2 separate regions of the Mus musculus genome follow, and region 1 is linked to region 2. The links are chromatin loops, found by intact Hi-C in ENCODE. Cell type or tissue: heart. All regions are shown on one strand. Links, peaks and the distances in the headings refer to the core of each region. The heading gives the core; the rest is flanking DNA. Region 1 has its middle 19 kb from the start of Ccr1. Region 2 overlaps Ccr5 (chemokine (C-C motif) receptor 5).

What was found. Hi-C counts contacts between places; a loop is a spot of excess contacts. Peaks named below come from ENCODE experiments on the same cell type or tissue, not always from the same donor. Only the 100,000 strongest peaks of a DNase experiment are listed, where the experiment ranks them.
Region 1: a loop joins it to region 2, with 2.5 times the contacts of the local background. A loop is called at or near these places in 3 of 42 quality-filtered maps.

What each region holds. Positions count from the first base shown.
Region 1 is chr9:123,943,957-123,955,081 of GRCm38, reverse strand. No RefSeq gene overlaps it. Among named protein-coding and RNA genes, the nearest start is that of Ccr1, 19 kb to the left of the region's middle. In heart, for the core only: no CTCF peak of the experiment used is centred there; a DNase peak (open chromatin) is centred at 5,461.
Region 2 is chr9:124,124,406-124,135,530 of GRCm38, reverse strand. It overlaps Ccr5 (chemokine (C-C motif) receptor 5), which reads right to left. Exons shown (of 2, transcript NM_009917.5): 2 at 8,348-11,125. The coding sequence ends at 10,105. Among named protein-coding and RNA genes, the nearest start is that of Ccr5, 8.4 kb to the right of the region's middle. In heart, for the core only: CTCF peaks have their summits at 6,762 and 6,963 (motif pointing right); DNase peaks (open chromatin) are centred at 8,930 and 9,770; H3K27ac peaks cover 1,223 bases.

The sequences.
Region 1 (11,125 bases), core at 1,036-9,035, 180 kb after region 2:
TTCTGGTTCTTTTGTATGGCTAGTTCATGAACAAAAGGGTTAATTTACTTTCTTTTCTCTCAAATTTCATCTCTTAGTCTTGGTTCAGCGGCCTGGTCTGTGAAGATCTTCTGAACCTTCCCTAACCTTTACCATTTATCTCTGCATTACTGTTCCCACGTGTTTTCCTTTTCAAAATTGATAGTATATGATACATGGCACACTATTTTGTAAAGGACTATAAAGTAATTTCTATAATGTACTGGCTAGTTTTGTGTCAACTTGACACAGCTGGAGTTATCACAGAGAAAGGAACTTCAGTTGAGGAAATGCCTCCATGAGATCCAACTGTAAGGCATTTTCTCAATTAGTGATCAAGGGGGAAAGGCCCCTTGTGGGTGGGACCATCTCTGGGCTGGTAGTCTTGGTTCTATAAGAGAGCAGGCTGAGCAAGCCAGGTGAAGCAAGCCAGTAAAGCACATCCCTCCATGGCCTCTGCATCAGCTCCTGCTTCCTGACCTGCTTGAGTTCCAGCCTGACTTCCTTGGTGATGAACAGCAGCATGGAAGTGTAAGCCGAATAAACCCTTTCCTCCCCAACTTGCTTCTTGGTCATGATGTTTGTGCAGGAATAGAAACCTTGACTAAGACACATTATTTCAAATTTTGCAGGCATTGCTGAGCTTTATTTATTTACTTCCCTGATAAAGCAAAAGGTCAACACCCTAGAAATGAAAGTAACACAAAATTCCCTGGAAACCATTCCTCAAAGTGATTAGACACGAAGGTGGGTCCCAGTAAAGCACAGTAAAGTCTGAGATGGTCTCACATGAGGACATATCTGTATAAAAGGGAAAGAACAGGAGGACTCTGCATGGATCATTAAGAAAGAACAGAAGGAACAATGCCTAAAGAATAGAACCATCTACATTTAAAGAAAACAGGAATGAGAGAGTCTTGGAATGCACTGTAATTGCTTGCACAACGTTGGTCTTGTTATCTGAGTCACATTCCTTTATGTCTGAATACTCCTGGAAAGGAACCTATATTTTTGATCCTGTGAAGTAAAGGAGAAAATGGCCCCTCAAAGAGTAAGTAGCATCAGTAAAAGCATGATGTTAAACTCAAACAGTGGAAGAAAGCAAATAAAAGTTAAAGTTAAAGATTCAAATAAAAAGTTAAAGATTCAGCTCGGCCATGCATCCTGCAGGAGTCAGCAGGATAGCCTAGGCAGAAAAATACATTTATTTCACTTTGTCCATGACACTTCTAGGAGATCAGATGATGTGCAGGTTGAAAGGCCAGCGGATGCAAAGATGTGGAAGTGAAAAATAACTGGTCTCTCTGAAGGAACAGAAAGTAGCCCACAGGACAGGAACACAGCATAGGTTGAATGAGCAGGAAGAGGGAAGAGACTGGAGTGGTCAGCAAACACCAGACAACAACAGACTTTGTAAGCCACATTTAAGTCTGCACCAAACTCAATCAGCAAATTAGTCAAATTCAGGAATGACATAATCTGATTTCAAGTTTACAAGGGTCATTTTGGATGCAAAACAAAAGTATTAAGAAAGGTAATACAGGAGATGAATGTCAAAAGAAAGTTGAGGAGTCCAAGAGATGAAATGATAACAACTCAACTTGGAAGCTGACAATGAGGAAAGAGGCAACTGGGAAAGCACTCAGAAGGAAGGGTCACTAAAACTGTGTGACTAGAAAGGTGTAGGCAGGAATACCAGCTACCTGTTCCTGGCATCCCACTGGAGGGCATTGTCTTGGTCTAAGATGGGGAGCACACAGGGCAAAACATTGTACTGAGCCAGGTTCAGATGTACCACATTTGCTCATACATATCTAGACACTTCCACATGGTCTTCTAAAAGCCAGGACTTTGGTAACCAAATGGCTTCAAATAAAATGTAAATTTCCTGTTCTTAGAGAACCTTAACATTGGGCCACCTAAGTTTGTAATCACCAGCCAGAAGTCAATAGGTAACAAACCACACATCAAATCTGTCTGTTGGCTTTTGTTGTACCAACCTGGAGTTAATAATGACTTTTAGAAAACAAATAATATGCAACAGAAATCATATGTGGTCCATGAAGCCTGTATTCACTATCTGTTTGTTTAAAGAAAACATTTGCCAAGCAGGCTCTGAGCATGGGTCTGTATTTTGGTGGGGCATTTCTTCTCTGGTTTCATGGTCCATCCAGCACTTGTCTTTCCAAACATACCTCACTTGAGCTCGTTATTCTAAATCCCGACTTAAAGTGGCAAGATGAGAAAGGGCCAAGACAAGGCAAGGCAAGAAAAAATTTTAATAAAGGGCAAAGATAAAATAGTGAAGGAACAGAGTAGTGATAGAAAACAAAGAGGGGGGGCTACTTATCATTTTCTAAGGTCAAGAAATTAAGTATTTCAGAAGACAACACGAGGTTCAGGGCCTTTCTTGGAAGACATCTGAACATGGTAGCTTACAATTAGTTTGAATACAGCAATAATAAGATCCAAGTCACCAATAATTCATTGGTATCACATTAAGTAAATAAATCAAAGCACTCCTCTTTGGTGTCATTTAACAAAGAGCAAAAACAGATTTGAATTCTCTACTTCACACACCCTGTTTTCTGTTCACAGTTGAAAAGGTTCATTCAAGAGAGAACACCCTTGGCAATGATTTATCACAAATTCATCCTTTATATAGTTTTATCAACTGATGGTTCTAGAAGGTTCTAGAAAGGTTCCACGGGACTATCCTACTTGAACAGGTTAAAAAAAAAATTCTTGAGTACGTCAAACCTAATAGAGGAGGGATCTGAAGGGGCTTTCTGGCCGGAACTACTCTCATCTCTCACATGATCTTCATTGAAGCCTTGACCTTGATAATAAGGTATGAACTTCAATGTTTGGACACTGTCTGGATTTCTCCAGCAGGGTCACACACCAGCCTCCAAGAGTGTAACTCCTTCAGCTCACATATGCTCTGTCATCATCCTCGAACATAGCTCCTACTGAAGTTGCTGGCCCAGTTGGCCGTTGGCTTTCCTGGGTGTAACTAGAACCTACCCCACATCTTACAGCCTAGATTTTGAACACAGTTCAAGCTGCTTTTGTTCTCACATGTTATCTTTCTGAGATGTTTTAGAGTAAGTTTAGAGGACTGGACCCTTAAGAACTTCCTCAGTACTTCAGTGCACATTTACTAAGATATTCTCATGCAGTCACAGAATAATCACCAAAACCAGGAAACCTAGCTCTTAACTGATGCTCTGGTCCGAAGTCTATGTCCACCTATTGTGAATGCCCTGAAACTGTCCTTCATAATCTCTGTCTTCCCATGTTTAACCTAAGTGAGGCCCTTGAATTCAACTCTCCCATCCCTTCATTAGGCTTCCTAGCCCCTCTATCAAGCTCTTCTGTCCCTCTATCAAGTTCTATAGGCTCTCCGTGATTCTGTCTCTCAATCAAGATCTACTGGCTCAACAAGTTCTGTTTTCTTCTCAAACTTTCCTATCTCTGAAGCCCACCTTGCCCTAGAGAAACCTTTGCTTGGCCTGTTTCATGGTAGAGCCAGGGATGCTCACAGCCCTCATCTTCACAAGGACACTTGTGCTTGCCCAGCTAGTTTCTTGGCTTTCTCCTCATAGTCCTTCCTGAAGCATACCTTCCTGATTGCTCACAATCAGGGGAAGTATTCTCTCTGGTGTTTCTTATGATTTCTTTACAGGCAGGAATATGTGTTTCCGGTAACTTCATGCTTGTTCCCCTTTTATAGTAACCACACATTTTATTGTAAAACAACATGCCATTCATGATAAAAGAAACTTCTTGAAAAGGAAGAGAACATAATGTGAAATTGTCTTCCTTCCATGTATAGCAACTCCAAGGATGTATTTTACATGGTGAAAGGCATTGTGCTTTGCCATCATGCTCCTCTCTCCTCTCTCCTCTCTCGTCTCCTCTCTCTCTCTCTCTCTCTCTCTCTCTCTCTCTCTCTCTCTCTCTCTCTCTCTCTCTCTCTCTCCTTCCTCCCCCTCTATCTCTCTGAGTTGTTTTTGTCTTTATAAGATCCCACATTGTAGTTTAGGCTAGCGTACATTCACCAAGTAAGCCAAACTAAGCTAGAATGTGCAGCAAACCCCTACCTTGACCTCCCAATAGCTGGGATTGCAGGCATGGTCTTTTCACATTCTTTAAGATGCAGGTTGTCCCTTGTCACTCACTCTCTTTCACACATAGCCCTCAGGCTAAAATGCCCATGTAATAGTGCACTATCTGACCTCATCTCCTGATATGTAATTCTTGTGCTACATGCAGAGGGAAACTTCCTGCTGTGATACCCACCTGATGAGGTTTAAAGCATGGGTAGATGAAGTTTGAGGAAGGTAAAAATTACCTTCAAGAAATTTGACAGTAGAAAGGTCACTTGCCAAGATTGCAAAATCACTTTAGTAATGGGATTTGAACCAAATTTCACATCCATAAATTTAGAACATGGGGCATACTCAGCGGAGTCTAAAATGATGAGGAAGAAGAGGGAGAAAGATACTCAGGCAGTTGTCATGGTTTGCCATGGAAAAGGGTCTTTGTAATTAAGTCTTAGAAGAGAAATCAGGGGAAAGCAGGGTTTGACTTTACAACTGTGTAATTAACTTCCAGGTGTTTTTATCTGCTCATGTCACCAACATGCCAATAACCTCCACTGACAGCCTGAGAGGCAGTGCAATGACTTCTGTGGCACACTGCTCCTACTGACATACTCGCACAGGAGAATGCAGCCTAACTCTGTAACCACTGAACTTCTGGTTTTGCCAAACCTGCTAGAGAAAGATGTGAAGACACCACAGATCATGCTGTCCAATTTTACCTGAGAGGACTGGACTCTAGTTAGGAATATGGTGTTATGTGCTGGACACAAATCTGGACTTCTATGTGGTCGGGAACAAGTTAGGCTGGGCTCTCCTATCCTTGTCAGAGCTCAAGAGAACAAATGTAGATGTTCCAAAGTTTGCTAACGTTGTGCCCTGTCATTTTAGGGACTGAGAGGGAAACATCTCCCTTTTTGTCTGTGTGTTTGTTTACTTGTTCGTTTGTTTTGAAACAATGTATCCCAGACTGGCCTTAATTTTACTTTGTAACTCAGGATGACCTTGAATTTCTGATCTTCCTGTCTCAATTTCCTGAGTACTGGGATTACAGGCGGCACTAACACATCTGTTTTATGCAGTGATGGGAATCAAATCCATGATGTTGTACGTACTAGGCAAGCATTCTACTATCAGAGCTACATTCCCAGCCCATTTCCAGGATTTTTGCATGGTAAAATAGCCATTGAATTTACCATTTTAGCTATTTTCAAGTGTACAGTTGAAAATGCAACCCTCAGCACCACTCAGAACCTTCTTAGCTTTCCATGATGAAACTCTGCTCCCCTTGAACATTACTTCCCTATTACTCCTTCTCTTCAGCTTCCACAACCCCATTCAGCTCCCACAACCCCATTCGGCTCCCACAACCCCATTCAGAGCCTGTTTCTGGGAACATGAACCACTCTGTGTCACCAGCTTAAGCTCACTCAGCATCATGTCATATGTTCGCCTATTCTGAACTTTGTGTAGAATTCTCTGATTCTATAAACCATGAAACTACAAAATGTAGGTGAAAAAAAAACAAAACAAATGATAAACAGATACAGCGTCAAAATCTCAGCAAAGGAGCTGGAGAGATGGCCAATCAGTTAAGAACACTTGTTGTTCTTGAGAGTTCAGTTCCTAGTACCTGCATCAAGCACTCATAATGTCCTCTTCTCACTACCAAATGGACCCATATGCATATGGTGCACATGTATGCATGCAGACAAAATACTGTGTGTGTGCCCGGCAGTGGTGGCACACACCTTTAATCCCAGCACTTGAGAGGCAGAGGCAGGTGGATTACTGAGTTCGAGGCCAGCCTGGTCTACAGAGTGAGTTCCAGGACAGCCAGGACTATACAGAGAAACCCTGTCTCGAAAACAAAACAAAACAAAACAAAAAACAAAAAAACCCACTCTCTCTCTGTGTGTGTGTGTGTGTGTGTGTGTGTGTGAGCATGCATACATGTAAACTGTTCTATGAAACAAAAAATAAATTGTATTCCATTCAAATCAAAACTTTTTTAGTTTGAGAGAAAATTTGTAAACCACTTATCTAAAAACATTTATTTTCAATACATAAAGACCTCTCAATACTTAATATTAGGGCTGAGAGTGTGGCTCAGTGATAGATACTTGTCTGGCATGTGTAAGGCTCTGGGTTCAATTCCCATCACCATAAAGCAAAATATTCTTTTTAAAGTTTAACATTTACAAATCCAATTAGAAAACAAGAAAAATATATAAAAATATTTCACCGAAGAATCCATAAATGGGCTGAAAAGATGGCTCAGCAGGTAAAAGCACATGTCATGCAGGCCTGACAACCTGAGTTCCATCCATGGTAGAAGAGAACCAATTCCATGAAGTTGTCCTCTGACCTCTATGCCATGGTATACATGTGCCTGTACTCACATCATATGCACATGGTGATACAATTAAAAGTTGAAAGAGAAACCATAAAGAAAACCACTATATACAATAAAACATGTTCAGAAGCACCAGCCACTAGGGAAGTGCAGCTCCATTTTACATCCTGGGTCACAAAAGTGCTGGTGAAAATTAAAGTGTGCACAGCACACTCTATGATAAAGACTGGCAATATCTTTAAAAAGTAAATGTGCAATACCACAACAGTTGAAAACCTGGCCATTTGTCCCAGAGGAATAGAAACATATGTTTACAATAAAAACCTGTGTGAAGTTTTATTTGTGATAGCATCAAACTAGAAGCCATTCCTAATGTCCTTGGATAAGAAACTGTATATCCAACCAAAATGTTTCACCCAACAATCATAAAGAATAGGCCACTGGGATACACTATAATTTGGATGCATCTGAAGGGCAGAGTTGGGCTGGGGGACAATCTCAAAACATTTTTTGTGGTTTCATTTACATAACATTGTCATGTGACAAAGAGAGATAAAAAAAAAACAGGCTGGTGCTTTCAGAAGAAACTAATGGAGTCTAGTGTGTTTATCAGCACATGGCATACAGAGGTCTTTGCGATGCTAGAGTGACCCTGCATCAAGATTATGCTAATTACTAGATTCTGTATGTGATAATAATGATAAAGAACTATAGAAATGTACTGTGCCAAAGTCTAATCTTGTTATGATATCAAACTGCTATGAAAGCTTACATGCTTGTTATTCACTACTTGAAAATCTTCATCTCAAAGGTACAATTCAGAAAAGCAAAATTCTTTTGAAAGAAAAATAGCTTTGGAATCAGATAAACCTCCTTCCTAAGTTCCTGCTCACCTTGCCTCCCTCTGTGTCTCTTCCCACATCCTTGTTCTTTACAGAGTGTTGTCAACTCTCTGCCTCCATGTGATGGCACATGGATATTCCCATCACTCAGCTAGGCACTCTGAGGGCAATTTGAAGGTTACAACGCACATTTAAACGTCATAGATCTGTTTTTCTCAGATTATCAGAGCATTATCCCTCCTGTCTTTCATTCTGCTGTGGCTCTTTATTTTTGCATCTCCTCTACCCATCCTGGTGAGCCCTCTGCTCCCTGCCTTCCTGTGTCTTCATCACACACACTTCCCTTAGTAAGTTCAGCCACACAGGGACTGCAATGGTTGCAATGTCACCGAAGTCATTGTCATTTCTCTTGCATTGGCTCTTCCCCAGTATCCTCTGACCCTGATCAGGGCTCCAGCATCCAGATTCCCAAATCAACAGTCTAGTTATTCCTTATATCCCACACCCACTTAGATCAGGCAATTGCACCTCCTTCTTAAAGTCTCTGGAGCTCCTTCTCTGTTCTTCCCTTCTCCGCACTCCACTACATTAGCCCAGATACATGGCTTTGGGGCCTTCCTTGTCAAGTCTGTTGTCCTCATCGTCTCTCCAATAGCCAAACAGAACTGACTAAAATAAGAATCTGACTGTCCCTCTCTAATCCAAAATTCCTTCCAATTTGACTAAATTCTACTCTTATTCCACAAAATTTTATTAAGTACTGTCTCAGAAGCTACTCTTGATGTGATAAATGGATTGCTAAATAGATTCTACCTGTTAGACCAACAACAAAAAGCAGTATCTTGCACTTCTCAGAGCTTATATTTTACTAGATATCAAGATAAGATAGAAAATAAATGCTAGAAGAATCTTAAGACAAAATTAAAAGACAAAGAACAAGGAAGTAGCAGAATAGCAGACTATATCTAACAAGAGTTTCTTCCTCATCTGACCTTCCCTCCATCCTGCCTTCCTTCTTTCCTTCCTTCCTTTTTCAGGTACTGGAAGTTGAATCCAGATCCTCACACAAGCTTGGAAAGCACTCTACCACTGAGATAGATCTTCAGTTGCCTTATTACTTTCTTTTTATTTTGACACATCTTACCAAGTTATCCAAGCTCATAGCTCACAATCCTATCTTAGCCTTCCCAATAACTGAGATTGCAGGCCTATGCCACAGCCTGGTTATGTTGTCCAAATTTGTCAGACAATACCTTTTTAATTTAGATATGCAATACTGCCCCAAAAACTCATGTTGAAGGATTGGTTCTAGCTAGTAGCACTGACAGGTGACTGAATTATGTGGGCTCTGACATAATCAATGGATTAATTCATAATGAGTACATAGACAAATGAGATATAGGGTCTGGGTAAGAGAAACTAGTCACTGAAAGTGTATATTTAAAAGGTATATGTTATCCCTGACCCTTTTCTTTCTGTTGCTCTACTTCCTGGCTACTATGAGGTGAACAATGCCTCATACTAGCCCCTTGTAGCATGATGTTCTCTTGGCCAAAAACAACAGAGCTAGTAACCATGGACTAAAACTTCTAAAACCATGAGACAAAACACTTCTTTCCTCCTCTTAGATTGTTATGCTTGTATTCATCCCAGTGACAAAAATCTGACTAACACTCTATCTCACAATGTTTTGAAACAGGAAAGCAGTGTGATTGCTTAACAGCCAAGGGTCCTACCTGTACTGAGCTGTATTCATGTTCCTCTCCAAATGAAGCAACAGCCCATCCTAACCTATAAACCCCTAGTAAACGTTAATAACACCCTTTTATGGCCAAACATACTCTGGAATATATCAGAGAAGCAAGGATAATGAATCAGTAGTTTTTGAATCAGTCCAGCCTGGACTAGTTTTTATTGTACGCACAAAAGATGAGCTGTATCCAATCAGAGAATTTTTTGAGATAACCCCTATATTCCATGTTATTCTTATGCATAATAGTCATGATTAAAATAAGATGCATCATGGGAAATGACATGTTCAGTGAACAAAGACTTACATAGTCCACGCCTGTCAGTTTAAACAGAAAATCACTCACACCCAATCCTTAGCAATGAACTCTTCTTTCTCCTAGACCTTCAGAAGAAAAACCCAAGTAATAACCAAGCACTCTTGAGCTGGATGCTTCCTTAGACACAATTGCTTCCTTGCACTGTATGGACTCTGTACTTTGTTTCTGAATAAAATCACTTGCACTATGTTTTCAATTGTTTGAACAAAATGTAATAACCTAGAAATACCAGCCATGCAGAGAACCCTGCAAATCAGTCAGAGACCCGAGAAAAAGAAAAACAAGGCCATGCATTTGCCTGGGGGGAGGGCAATGTGATTAGGGAGAAGGACTAGTACAAAGGTCCTAAGGTGGAAAGACACTTGAAGAACAGCAAGGAGACCAGTGTGGATAGAGGAGGGATTGGCTGTGAGGATGTGTGGAAAATAAGACCAGAAAAGTGGCAACACCTGGGTTCATGTAATGGATATGAACTCCATGCAAACCCTTTCACGATTTGGCCTTTCCTACCAGGGTTCTTGCTTACAAATTCTTTCTCAGATTCCTTCATGTTGCTCCAAACCATATATTTTGCAAGTGGACTGTTCTACAGTCAACTAGAACACAGTTTCTCTATGCCTGGCCAGGCCTTCTTACTAAACATACCCTGGACAGGGTTGGGAGTGTCTCTGAAACCCCAGGCCACAGGATCATCCCACTTGTGTTCTCAAGAGTGCTCTGTAAGAGCCCTGGGTTCTCTGATTTGCCATTTTCCCTAGGTTGGTCTTTTTGTGTTCCCAGCTCCCAGAGTAATTAATGTCAAACACTGAGAGTTGGGCTGAGAGACATGTGGGCATCTCTGGTCTCCCCCAAGCAAAGGCAAATGCTCCAGAATATTCTTTTACTCTGAGTATCACCACAGTCAGAGCTCCGATGTTCTCAACTTCTCTGCCTAACTCTGAGTTTGTTTTGTGTAGCACTGTTTTGCCAAGGGCAAGAATGGCCTTTTTAACTTGATAATTTTTTGTCAAAATATACTTAATAAAAAAGATGGATGATTCTATGTTAATAAAAAGTTGTGGACTCCTCCTCCTCCTCCTCTTCCTCTTCCTCTTCTTCTTCTTCTTCTTCTTCTTCTTCTTCTCCTCCTCCTTCTCCTTCTTCTTCTCCTCCTCCTCCTCACCCTCCTCCTCCTTCTCCTTCTCCTCTTCCTCTTCCTCCTCACCCTCCTCTTCCTCCTCCTCCTTGTTCTCCTTCTTTCTGTTTTGTTTTTGAGACAATGTTTATCTATGTATCCTTGGCTGTCCTGGAACTCACTCTGTAGACCAGGTTTAACTCTAAGATCTGCCTGCCTCTGACTCCTATGTTCTGGGATTAAAGGTGTGCACCTGGCCAGAACTTTCTTCTTACTCTTAGCTGTACTCTCATCTGCATGCAATCTTGTGCTGATCCAGTGAAATCAGCTAAAATTGGATTATTCACTTATTTCAGTAAAAGTGTCTAAGTTAGGGGTGTGGAACAAGTAGCTCAATTGATAGTGCACTTGCCTAACATGAAAAACCAACACAAACTGGTGTACAGTAGCATAAGTTTATTATCTCAGCATTCAGGGGGTGGAAAAAATGATCAAAAGTTTAGGGGTGTTCTCAACTCTACACAGAAATATATAAGGTCAAGCTAAGGCACAAAAGACCCTTTCTCAATCAGTCAATAAGCAAATAAATAAATATTATCAAGGAAAAAAAAAGATGGTGG
Region 2 (11,125 bases), core at 2,120-10,119:
AAAGAACAATTCTTAAATTCAGCTGGAAAGGCAAAAAATCCAGAATAGTGAAACAATTCTTAAAAATAAAAGAACAGCTCGGGGACTCACCATCCCTGACCTCAAGCTTTACTACAGAACAATAGTGATAAAAACTACACGGTATTGGTACAGAGACAGACACGTTGATCAATGGAATAGAAATGAACCCAGAAATAAAACCACACACTTATGGTCACATGATCTTTGACAAAGACTCCAAAAATATACAATGGATAAAAGAAAGCATCTTCAATAAATGTTGCGGGTCTAACTGGCTGTCTGTATGTAGAAGAATGAAAATAGACCCATATTTGTCACCTTCTACAAAGCTCAAGTCCAAGTGGATCAAGGACCTCAACATAAAACCTGAAGGGCCCAAGTGAGGACACTTCAGTCCCACTTGGGAGAGAGAAGAAAGCAATCACAAGTGGGGAGGGAGGGAGGGACCTGGGAGGGAAAGTGGAGGGGAGGGGAGGTGGGGGGAGGGGAACCTGATCTGGTATTGGGTGAGGGAAAAGGACTGAAGGCCTGAGGGCCAGCAGAAAGAATGGAAACAGGCAACCTTAGGAAATAGGAGGTTGGAGGGGGGACCCTCCAGAAGGCACCAGAGACCTGGGAGGTGACAGGCTTTCAGGACTCAAAGGGAGGGATCTTAGATGGAATGCCCAACAGTTTGGAGAGGGAGCTTATAGAACCCACCTCCAGCAGGAAGACAGGACATCAAGTGAGGGATGGGGTTGTCATCCCACAGTCATATCTCTGACCCATAGTTGTTCCTGTCTGAAAGAATTACAGGGATGGAGATGGAGAGGAACCTGAGGAAAAGAAGGTCCAGCAACAGGCCCAAAGTGGGATACAGCTCAAGGGGAGGTCCCAAGGCCTGACACTATTACTGAGGCTATGGAGCACTCACAAAAAGTAACCTAGTATGACTGCCCTCCTAAAGATCCAACAAGCAGCTGAAGGAGTCAGATGCAGATATTTACACCCAACCAATGGACAGAAGCAGCTGACCCTTGTGGTTGAATTAGGTAAGGTTGAAAAAAGTGAAGAAGGGCAATCCTGTAGGAGGACCAACAGTCTCAATTAACCTGGACCCCCAAGATCTCTCAAACACTGGACCATCAAACAGACAGCATACACCAGCAGATATGAGGCCCCTGACACACATACAGTAGAGGACTTCCTGGGTCTGTGTTCATTCAGAGATGATGCACCTAACCCTCAAGAGACTGGAGGCCCCAGGGAATTTAGAGTTCAGGTGGGGTGGGGGGTAGAGACATCCACGTGGAGATGGGGGGCTGGGGAGGAAGTATGGGATGTGGAAGAGTCAGAGGGTGGATGGGGGGAATAAAATATGGAGTGTAAAAAAAAAAGAATCCACTTAGCATTCTGAGGTTGTTTCCATGTTTATACACAATTCCCATCGGATATCCAACTATTTTCTACAGATATACTTTTATTTATACTTTGTGTAAGAGATTTAACCCAATCTTATGCATATACAAACTAAGAATGATTTCTAGTGTCAGATGCCATCTATGAAAGGCTTCAGCAAGTGAGTTTTCTTGAGATGGCCCTATATTTTACAAAGCTGTTGATGGGTGTGTTCTGGGTTGCAGGGTCCTCAGAGACTTCATCCCAGCATTGCTTCTTGCTTCTAATAGTCCTATCTTGCCACTATTACGTAGCCTAATGATTCCTGATCATCAGCCCACTCTGTTGAGCAGATTTCCTGTAGAATCAATCTGACCATGTACTTTCATGTAGAAATTCTGTGTAGATGAGATGATGATTTCAAATTCCTGATAATGATTTTTTTAGAACTCATAAACTGATGCAAGTAATCTCAAGTCCCCTATAGAATCAAAGTTGCAAATAGAGTTCTGTAAACCTTCATGTGTCACAGGCTAATTGCACTAGGAAAAGAAAGCAAGCTTGGAACAAATTTACAAGGAAATTTATCAAGGAAACATTCCTTCTAGGTCGGGAATGAGGCCACTATCTGGTAACTAAAGGTCAAAATCTGGGAATGGTCAATTTATTGTAGATACAAGGACAGAAAATAAATGATGGATTAATCTATATATACAAGACTTCAAAATAATAAGACACAAGGCAGATGATTTGTCTTTTGACAAAACCATACTAACATGACATAAAAATTATTGCTTTAAACTTATAATGAAGTTAAGGAACTAGTAAAATATCATGAATGGTTAGTCAGGAAGTAGTCTTAATGAAAATACATGTAAACAATTCCGCTGTAACTCCTTAAGCCTTGGTGACCTATGACATGAACTTATGCCTTTAAAAAAAAACAACCAAACAAACAAAACGTATATGATCAATTATCCTGAGACTGTATAAAAACTAAGAGCAACTACAATAAAGCAGTCATTTACCCTTCTCTGCTTGATCCAGTATGCATGTATGTCTGCATGTGTGCCTTTCTTTCCTTCTCTCTCTATTTTTTCCTTTCCTTTCCTTTCCTTTCCTTTCCTTTCCTTTCCTTTCCTTTCCTTTCCTTTCCTTTCCTTTCCTTTCCTTTTTCCTTTCCTTTCCTTTTTCCTTTCCTTTTTCCTTTCCTTTTTCCTTTCCTTTTTCCTTTCCTTTTTCCTTTCCTTTTTCCTTTCCTTTTTCCTTCCCTTTTTCCTTCCCTTTTTCCTTCCCTTTTTCCTTTCCTTTTTCCTTTCCTTTTTCCTTTCCTTTTTCCTTTCCTTTTTCCTTTCCTTTTTCCTTCCCTTTTTCCTTCCCTTTTTCCTTTCCTTTTTCCTTTCCTTTTTCCTTTCCTTTTTCCTTTCCTTTTTCCTTTCCTTTTTCCTTTCCTTTTTCCTTTCCTTTTTCCTTTCCTTTTTCCTTTCCTTTTTCCTTTCCTTTTCCTTTCCTTTTTCCTTTCCTTTTTCCTTTCCTTTTTCCTTTCCTTTTTCCTTTCCTTTTTCCTTTCCTTTTTCCTTTCCTTTTTCCTTTCCTTTTTCCTTTCCTTTTTCCTTTCCTTTTTCCTTTCCTTTTTCCTTTCCTTTTTCCTTTCCTTTTTCCTTTCCTTTTTCCTTTCCTTTTTCCTTTCCTTTTTCCTTTCCTTTTTCCTTTCCTTTTTCCTTTCCTTTTTCCTTTCCTTTCCTTTCCTTTCCTTTCCTTTCCTTTCCTTTCCTTTCCTTTCCTTTCCTTTCCTCTCCTCTCTGGCTCATGTGATCAGGCCAGCAAGAGACCTGATTACAGAGAAAAGAACCAAAGTAATTAAATTTCTTTCCACCACTCCCCTCCCCCCACCTCTCTCCCACCCCCCAGCTGCTATCAGGAGGAGTTAAATTGCCAGAAGCCAGTGGCTTTGGGCCACAGAACAGCAAAGAGTTAAAGTAACAGTTAAATTGCCAAAAGTAAGAAGGTTTTGGCTCTGGGATCACCAATGCCACCCTTGCTGCCCTTCTCAGGGAACTGTGATACTAGGCTGGGTTCTAGCAGTCTAGCACTTGCCAGTTAGGGTAGAGGCTACAAATGCTCATCAAAACCACTTATTCACAGTCCTGGAACAACTCATGAAGAAAGGCAATGGACATGTAGATTAAAATAAAGAGTCTGGAGACAGTCTGAGTCTCCTGTAGTCAATCAAAAAAACCAAGGACATATTATGAGTATAAAATCAACCACAGAAATCAGCCAGAGCCCATACAAGTCTCCTCTTTTTGGAGAGCCTTCTTTCATGTGGCTATGGTTAGCTGAGAACACTGTAAAAGGGCTTTCAATCATGTTTCTGTGGATACTCTGGATTTAATAAGTTCTTATAGTGGAGTAGTGTGATTTATCTTGTCCACCAGCTTGATTGGATTGAGAAGTACCTAGAAGAACACAATAAAGCTCTTCTCTAGGTAAGTCTGTGAAGGTGTTTATAGAGAGACTTATCTAAAGGGGGAAGATCTGTCCTGAAAGTAGTAGCACCATTTACAGGTTAAAAGCCTAGATAGAATAAAAGGGGGAAAAGAGAAAAACAACCAAAGTAGCCAATTTTTCTCTGTTTTCCGAGCACCATGATGTTAGCTGTTCTGCTCTAACACTATCTTTCTGCCATGATGGACTAACTTCTGAATCTCTGAACCAAAATAAATCTTTCCTCCTTAAAGTTGTTTTGCTCATGCACTTTGTCAGAATGATAAAAACTTTTACAAAATGAATTATGGTGTATATTGTAGAATGTTAAATAGCATCCTTGACTTCATCTGTGAGATCCTATTAGTAACAAGTCTCTCAGTTCAGCTACCAAAATGTCTCTAGAAATTTCTGGATACCCCCTGAGGGTATTACCATCCTCTCATTGAGAATAACTACTCTAGGAGAATCAACAGTGGGTTAAATAAGGAAGAAATAAAATTAGGGAGCACAGAACAAAAACAATAAATTCTACATATCTTGAGTATGCCTGAAAGTTATTGAATTGGATACTAATATTAGATTCTAAAGTGTATGTCCTTGCATGGTTATAACTGGTAGATGATTGAAACCTCACTCTAAAGGCTAATGATCTCATTGAGCTACACCATAAGTCAGTTTACACAGAGTCATTTAGTGTCTTATGTGCCTTATTTGCTTCAAGATAAAAAAAAATAGACATTCTCAGAAAATTTTTACAATAGCAAATATTTACAAGGATGTCTGTGAACTAGGTGACACTATCTTAAGGTCTTATCATGCAATATCTTAGTTACCCTCTAATCAAAACTATGAGATAGATAGATAGATATTATTATACTCAATTACAGAGAAAAAAGTCAAGGCTTAAAAATAGTATGCTTTCATAGTTAGCTCAATACTGTAATGACTAAACACAAGTCAAACTATACTATTTTATGCACACCAGACTTGGAATATTCAATATAATAATCCTGGCCACATTAAAATTAAAAATAATATATAACCCACATTAGCCACATTCTACATTCATGTAATATGCTACCATATTAGAAGATATAGAAAGAAAGCATGATGTTAGGAAAATTCTATTGTGCAGCCTAGTATAGATATTTTCTATCCAAAACATCCCTGTCTGCTGATATTAGTAGTCTTCAAATTACCAAAAGGAACAAAAGGCTATAAGAACTCAGATTACTTCCTAAGCTCCCACTGCTTCAACATGATATTCAGGCCAATATGAATTTTAAGTTCTTACCTTCTCATCCCAGAGTTTGGTTTTTACCATGCAGGAAAGACTGAGCTGTCCCATTAACAGATGATTGATTTGATTATATATTGAGAAAACATTATAACTTCTTTATAGGATATTTTTTGAGTAATCTAAGATAATGGAAATAAATGTAAGTAGAAAAATCCTGGTAGAATTTTCTGGTAAATATAGACTATCCTGAAGCATTTCCACGATGTTTTTATTTTTAAACTTAGCTGCATTATGTTCAGTGATACTTAGTTTCAAGAGGGGATGTTGTCTTGACTCAAAACAAAAAGAGCAACTTATATCTGTCTTTCAGAAATATCCCTCACAGGGTCATGTTTTGTGTATAGCAAAATATGTCCAGACTGGCACTATTGGTAAGCCCATAGATTCTTTAGGAGGTGAAGTCTGGCTGGCTTGAAGGCACTAGGGATGATCCTTTGAAAGTTATAGCTTGCCCCTGCTTCTGGACTCTGCTTTCTGGACGTCTGTAACATGAACAGTCTCTGGTATACATACCCATGTACTTTGATACAATGCTATGACTTCCCCATAATGAACTAAAGCTATGAGCCAAAGTAAACTCTTTCCTTCAGTTGTTTTAGCTGAGTACTATGGTCACAGAGACACAAAAGTAACTAATGCAAGCCAAGCTTTGTTTCATGCATATATGTGCACACATTTAAATTAGGTGCCAGGCCATCTAAAAGTTACTCTCTGAATGCTAACTTTTCAACTTTTTCCGAATTAACCTTGCCTGACCAGGTCATGATCTTCTTCATTCTCCAAACCCTCACACTGTGTGACAAAGCTCAGATTCCAAACATCATATCCAGTATGACAGACTTCAACCCAGTTTTCACTACCAGTGTCTCAAACTTGGCTATTTTGAGAACCACCTGGGGAATTCCTAAGAGTTAGAAACACAGGTACATGTGGGTTGATTAAAGAGAGTTGTTCAGTGTAGAATTGTAGTGAGACTTGGTGTCAACTTCCCGTGTCATTTCAAAGTGTAGCTAAGATGAAGCCAGGACTAGAATGTAGCCTTCATTAATTGTAAACTCATCTCCTGAATTTATCTAGGCATGATTGTAAGTGGTATCAGACCCTCTCCCCACCCACTCGTTCAATGGCTTATCACCGACTGCACACTGAGATTGGAAAACACTGTCAAAACTTGCTAATTCTTGAGTCCTCTGAAACCCTCTTTGAGAGTGTGGAGTAGACTCTGCTTTTCACCTACAGAGAGAGGCACCTGGACTGAGTGATCCTCAACAGCTTTTCCATTTTAAAGGTGTATAGTTTTGTAAGAATGTTTCATCCGTGTGGATGGAATAATAATGGTAATGAAGAAAAGAGAATAAAAAGAATCAAAGAAAGCCACCTGCCTTTCAACTATATTGGAACACTGCAAACACTTGGGATATGCAGGGTTAGAGTGAAATGCAAGGAGAGTCTGGGGCACTTCATGCATGTGAAAATACCTGTTTATAAGTAATTTCCCGAGCCTTTTCAAGGTCTGGGCTCCAGCATTCTGCAGATCCACCTGAAACCATTATTTCAAAGTGTCAACTTGTATCCTCAACTGGGGCTCTTCCTGTTCTTCAGAAGCAGTGAGAAAGAGCTGTGTGTCAAATACCCTGAGCTGCTCTGGATATGCCTCTGTCCACACTGGAATTAAAGACACAAACAGTAAAAAATTCAGTGAAGCCATACTCCTTATTTGTATGATGTGGTCCATGCTGGTTGCCAAACATCTTTGTTATTTGCTAGTTGGCCACTGGAGGGCAGTATAGAATCAATATAGCCTAGGTTATTTGCAGTTTTGATAGCTTGGCTCAATCAGGAAAAGGGGTTATTTTTCACTATGTATGCTTTAAAACTCATCTTTGAGCCAGGTAATGGTAGTGCACACCTTTAATCCAAGCAATTTGGAAGCAGAGGCGGGCATATTTCATATTTGAGGCCAGCCTGATCTACAGAGGAAGTTCCAGGGCAGCCTGGACTACAGAAGAAACTCTCAAAATAGACAAACAAAATCCCCTATTTTTAAAACAAAATAAGCTCTTGAGGTATTACAGAATTATAATAACACAGAAATTATAATTCATCGAAAAAGTAACAATATGGAGCCAAATGGAACATTAAAGTATTTTTTAAATTATGAAAGAAAATATATACATAGTTATACAATACCTCAAGTGGTTTTTCTTTGTAAATTCATCTAACATATGGCAAGGTAAGAAGGAGTGTGTACATCAGCCATAAAAAAAGGGAGAGAGAGAAAGAGAGAGAGAGAGAGGGAGAGAGAGAGAGAGAGAGAGCTTTTGTAGTGGTTAGTATTGATTGATTGCTTTACTGGATTTAGAACTACCTAGGATAAACATTTCTGTCTGTACCTATGAGGATGTTTCCACAAAGGATTAGCCAAGGAGAGAAGACCCACCCTGAATATGAACAACACCATTTTATGGACTGGGGAATTGGACTGAATAAAGAGGAGAAAGAGAGCTGACACCAGCATTCAATTCTTTGCTTCCTGGATGTAGATGTGACATTACCACCAAGCTCACACTCCTAACACACCACGGTAGAATGTATTCCATCAAACTACCAACAACCGTAAAACTTTCTTCTTTAAGCTGCCTTTGTCAGATATTTTGTCACAGCCACAAGATAAGTTATTAACACACTTTCCCTCATCCCCACAAAAGCTGGCTTTATCATAGCAGATAGAGGGCTCCCTTCCCCTGACTCCTTTCTCCTAAGCCCAGCTGCCTTCCACTCTTCTTTAACACTTTCTACCTTCAAATCTAAGAGATGAAAAGCAACCCTTTGAATCTGGTGAGAAGTTACTAAACCACTCAGAGCCCATTTTACTTCCTGCTCGTTTGTCTCTTTCATTAGGAGCATTAATAGCCCGAACATCTTTGCACACCCTCTTTGGAAGCTGGGGCTGTAGCAGACTGAAAATCAGCATTGTTCCAGACTCTCCTTGGAGGATCTATCCTCTCTCTGGACAAGAAACATGTGCACAGAAATCCCAGTGTTATAGAATTTCCATTACTGAAATTATTAACACACTTGAGAGAGAGAGAGAGAGAGAGAGAGAGAGAGAGAGAGAAAGGCCTCACCCTCTCTGACTCCCACTCAAATACCAGACCATAAAGTTGCATATCTTTATTTTCAACCAGATTCTTGACTTCTGAAATAAATTCGTAAATATGTTAAAACTCTTTTGATTGAGAGTAAGCACAATTTAAAATTTACACTCTTTCAAAGCAACACTGCTCCGAAACTGCATGCTTGGACATAACATCTTTAAGAACAAATTATTATGAAAAATTGTTTAAGGAAGAAAGTTAACGGCTAAAAATACTTTCAAGGAAATATTATCATCACCACCACCCACTTAATCCAAGAACGCTATATTTAAACAAGTATTATTGGGGGCGTTCTCCAAAACAACTACTTACAAAATACTCTCATAATTTTACGTACTACTCACTAAATGTACACTTGATTGAAAGTATAAAATGCAATTTTTTTTACAAAGCACTTTTTATAAGACTCATTATCTTCAAAGAACGTATAACTTTCTATATGCTAATGAATAAAATAACCGCTGGATATGTTCACATATACTTGTAATCTCAGAACTTGAGATGTAAGCAGGAGGATCGTGAGCTTGACGCCAGTCTGAGCAACAGAGTGGGGGAGGAATGTGGATCACAAGGAAGAAAAAAGCAAATGCTCACTTCCTGCTGACAGTCCCAGGCCTCTGGTTTCACAATCGGAGCTTGAGAAAAACCAGTAACACCTCTTGTTAGGCAGAAACTTTAATCTCCTGAGAGATTCTAACCCCTTTCTTTCCTCCTCTAGCCTTCACTAGGAAGATCTCAACTGCTCTAAAATTCAAAATATCAACTGCAAAAACAACAAAAAATCCTAAACCTCTGAAATGGCCAAACTTAGCATTGTTTGTGTGGAGAAGCCATCTGGAAAGTGTGACTGAAGTCCTCATACTCAGCCTGGAACACAGAGAGCAGTCGTTATACTCTCATGGCTTCTGAGGGGCACAACAACTTGTTTCTAAAATGAATCTTCCAGAGATGATGACTGCTAAGTAAATTAGAGAAAAATTGGTGCTCTTTCCTCATCTCTTGGAGCTTCTGCTCAAGATGATAAAGTTCTGGCTTCAAACTATGGAAACAGCCCTCATCTAAAATCACAAACGTTATTATTATTCCTAGACCTCAGGCTCATGATTCATAATCCAGGTGTTTCACAGTCCCGGTGTGGTAGGATTTAGGTCTGAAGGCAGGAACAAAATGCTAGCCTGAGATAACATTATATTCCGGCTGTAAAATGAGACTACCTTCCCGGCTAAACTCTTTATTCTTCCTTTGTATTTGCTGTTTCCTCAATGGGTATTTCAACCTAACTAAGCCTAGGGGTTCTTATGCACCTCTAACTCCGATTTACCCCAAGTTCTGCTGACTCTACGTTTTATAGGCAGAAGTGGTTCTTCCCTGTTGGCAGTCAGGCACATCCATAGACAGCAAGAAGCGACTTTATGGCAATCAGGCATATTTACAGCCGCCTTTCAGGAACCCAGCGGTGAGACACGTCATCTCTAGGCCACAGCATCGGCCCTGTGTCCGTCCCTTTGCATATGGGTCATGGCACCTGCCTCAAGTCTCTTTGTGCATATTTCCCGGCCCTGATAAAAGACTCGTTCTCCCTGCTCCTCCACCCCAACCTCCCCATTCAGTTTTAAAAGACCCAATCTATCTAAAAATAAATATCAAAAAGATGCATGTATCTTGGGCCCTCTATGATACTAATTTCTTTTTTTAAAAGAACCATTCCTACTCCCAAGCTGCATAGAAAAACTACGTGATACACAAAAGTCAACCAGGTCATAAACCAGTAGAAACTTCATGTTCTCCTGTGGATCGGGTATAGACTGAGCTTGCACGATCAGGATTGTCTTGCTGGAAAATTGAACACCGTTTGCAAAAGCGTTTGACCATGTGTTTTCGGAAGAACACTGAGAGATAACTCCGGAACTTCTCTCCAACAAAGGCATAGATGACAGGGTTTAGGCAGCAGTGTGTCATTCCAAGAGTCTCTGTTGCCTGCATGGCCTGGTCTAGTCTATTAGAACTACTGCAGTTATTCAGTCCAAAGAATTCCTGGAAGGTGGTCAGGAGGAGGACAATGTTGTAGGGAGTCCAGAAGAGAAAGTAGACAATCATGATGGCAAAGATGAGCCTCACAGCCCTGTGCCTCTTCTTCTCATTCCTACAGCGAAACAGGGTGTGGAGAATTCCTGAGTAGCAGATGACCATGACAAGTAGAGGCAGGATCAGGCTCAAGATGACCATCTTTAATGTTTGGAAACTCTTCCAGAAATGATACTGAGTGTGTGGAAAATGAGGACTGCATGTATAATGAAAACCTTCTTTCTGAGATCTGGTAAAGATTATTTCTGGGAGAGAGGCAAACACAGCCACCGCCCAAGTGACTACACTTGTTATCACCCCAAAGTTGACCGTTCTGACTTTTAAAGCAAACACAGCATGGACAATAGCCAAGTACCTATCAATTGTCAGGAGGATAATGAAGAAGATTCCACCAAAATAACCAATGTGATAGAGCCCTGTGAATACTTTACACATTATGTTCCCAAAGACCCACTCATTTGCAGCATAGTGAGCCCAGAATGGTAGTGTGAGCAGGAAGAGCAGGTCAGAGATGGCCAGGTTGAGCAGGTAGATATCAGTCACGCTCTTCAGCTTTTTGCAGCTTATCAAGATGAGGAAGACCATCATGTTACCCACAAAACCAAAGATGAATACCAGGGAGTAGAGTGGGGGCAGGAGCTGAGCCGCAATTTGTTTCACATTGATTTTTTGGCAGGGTGCTGACATACCATAA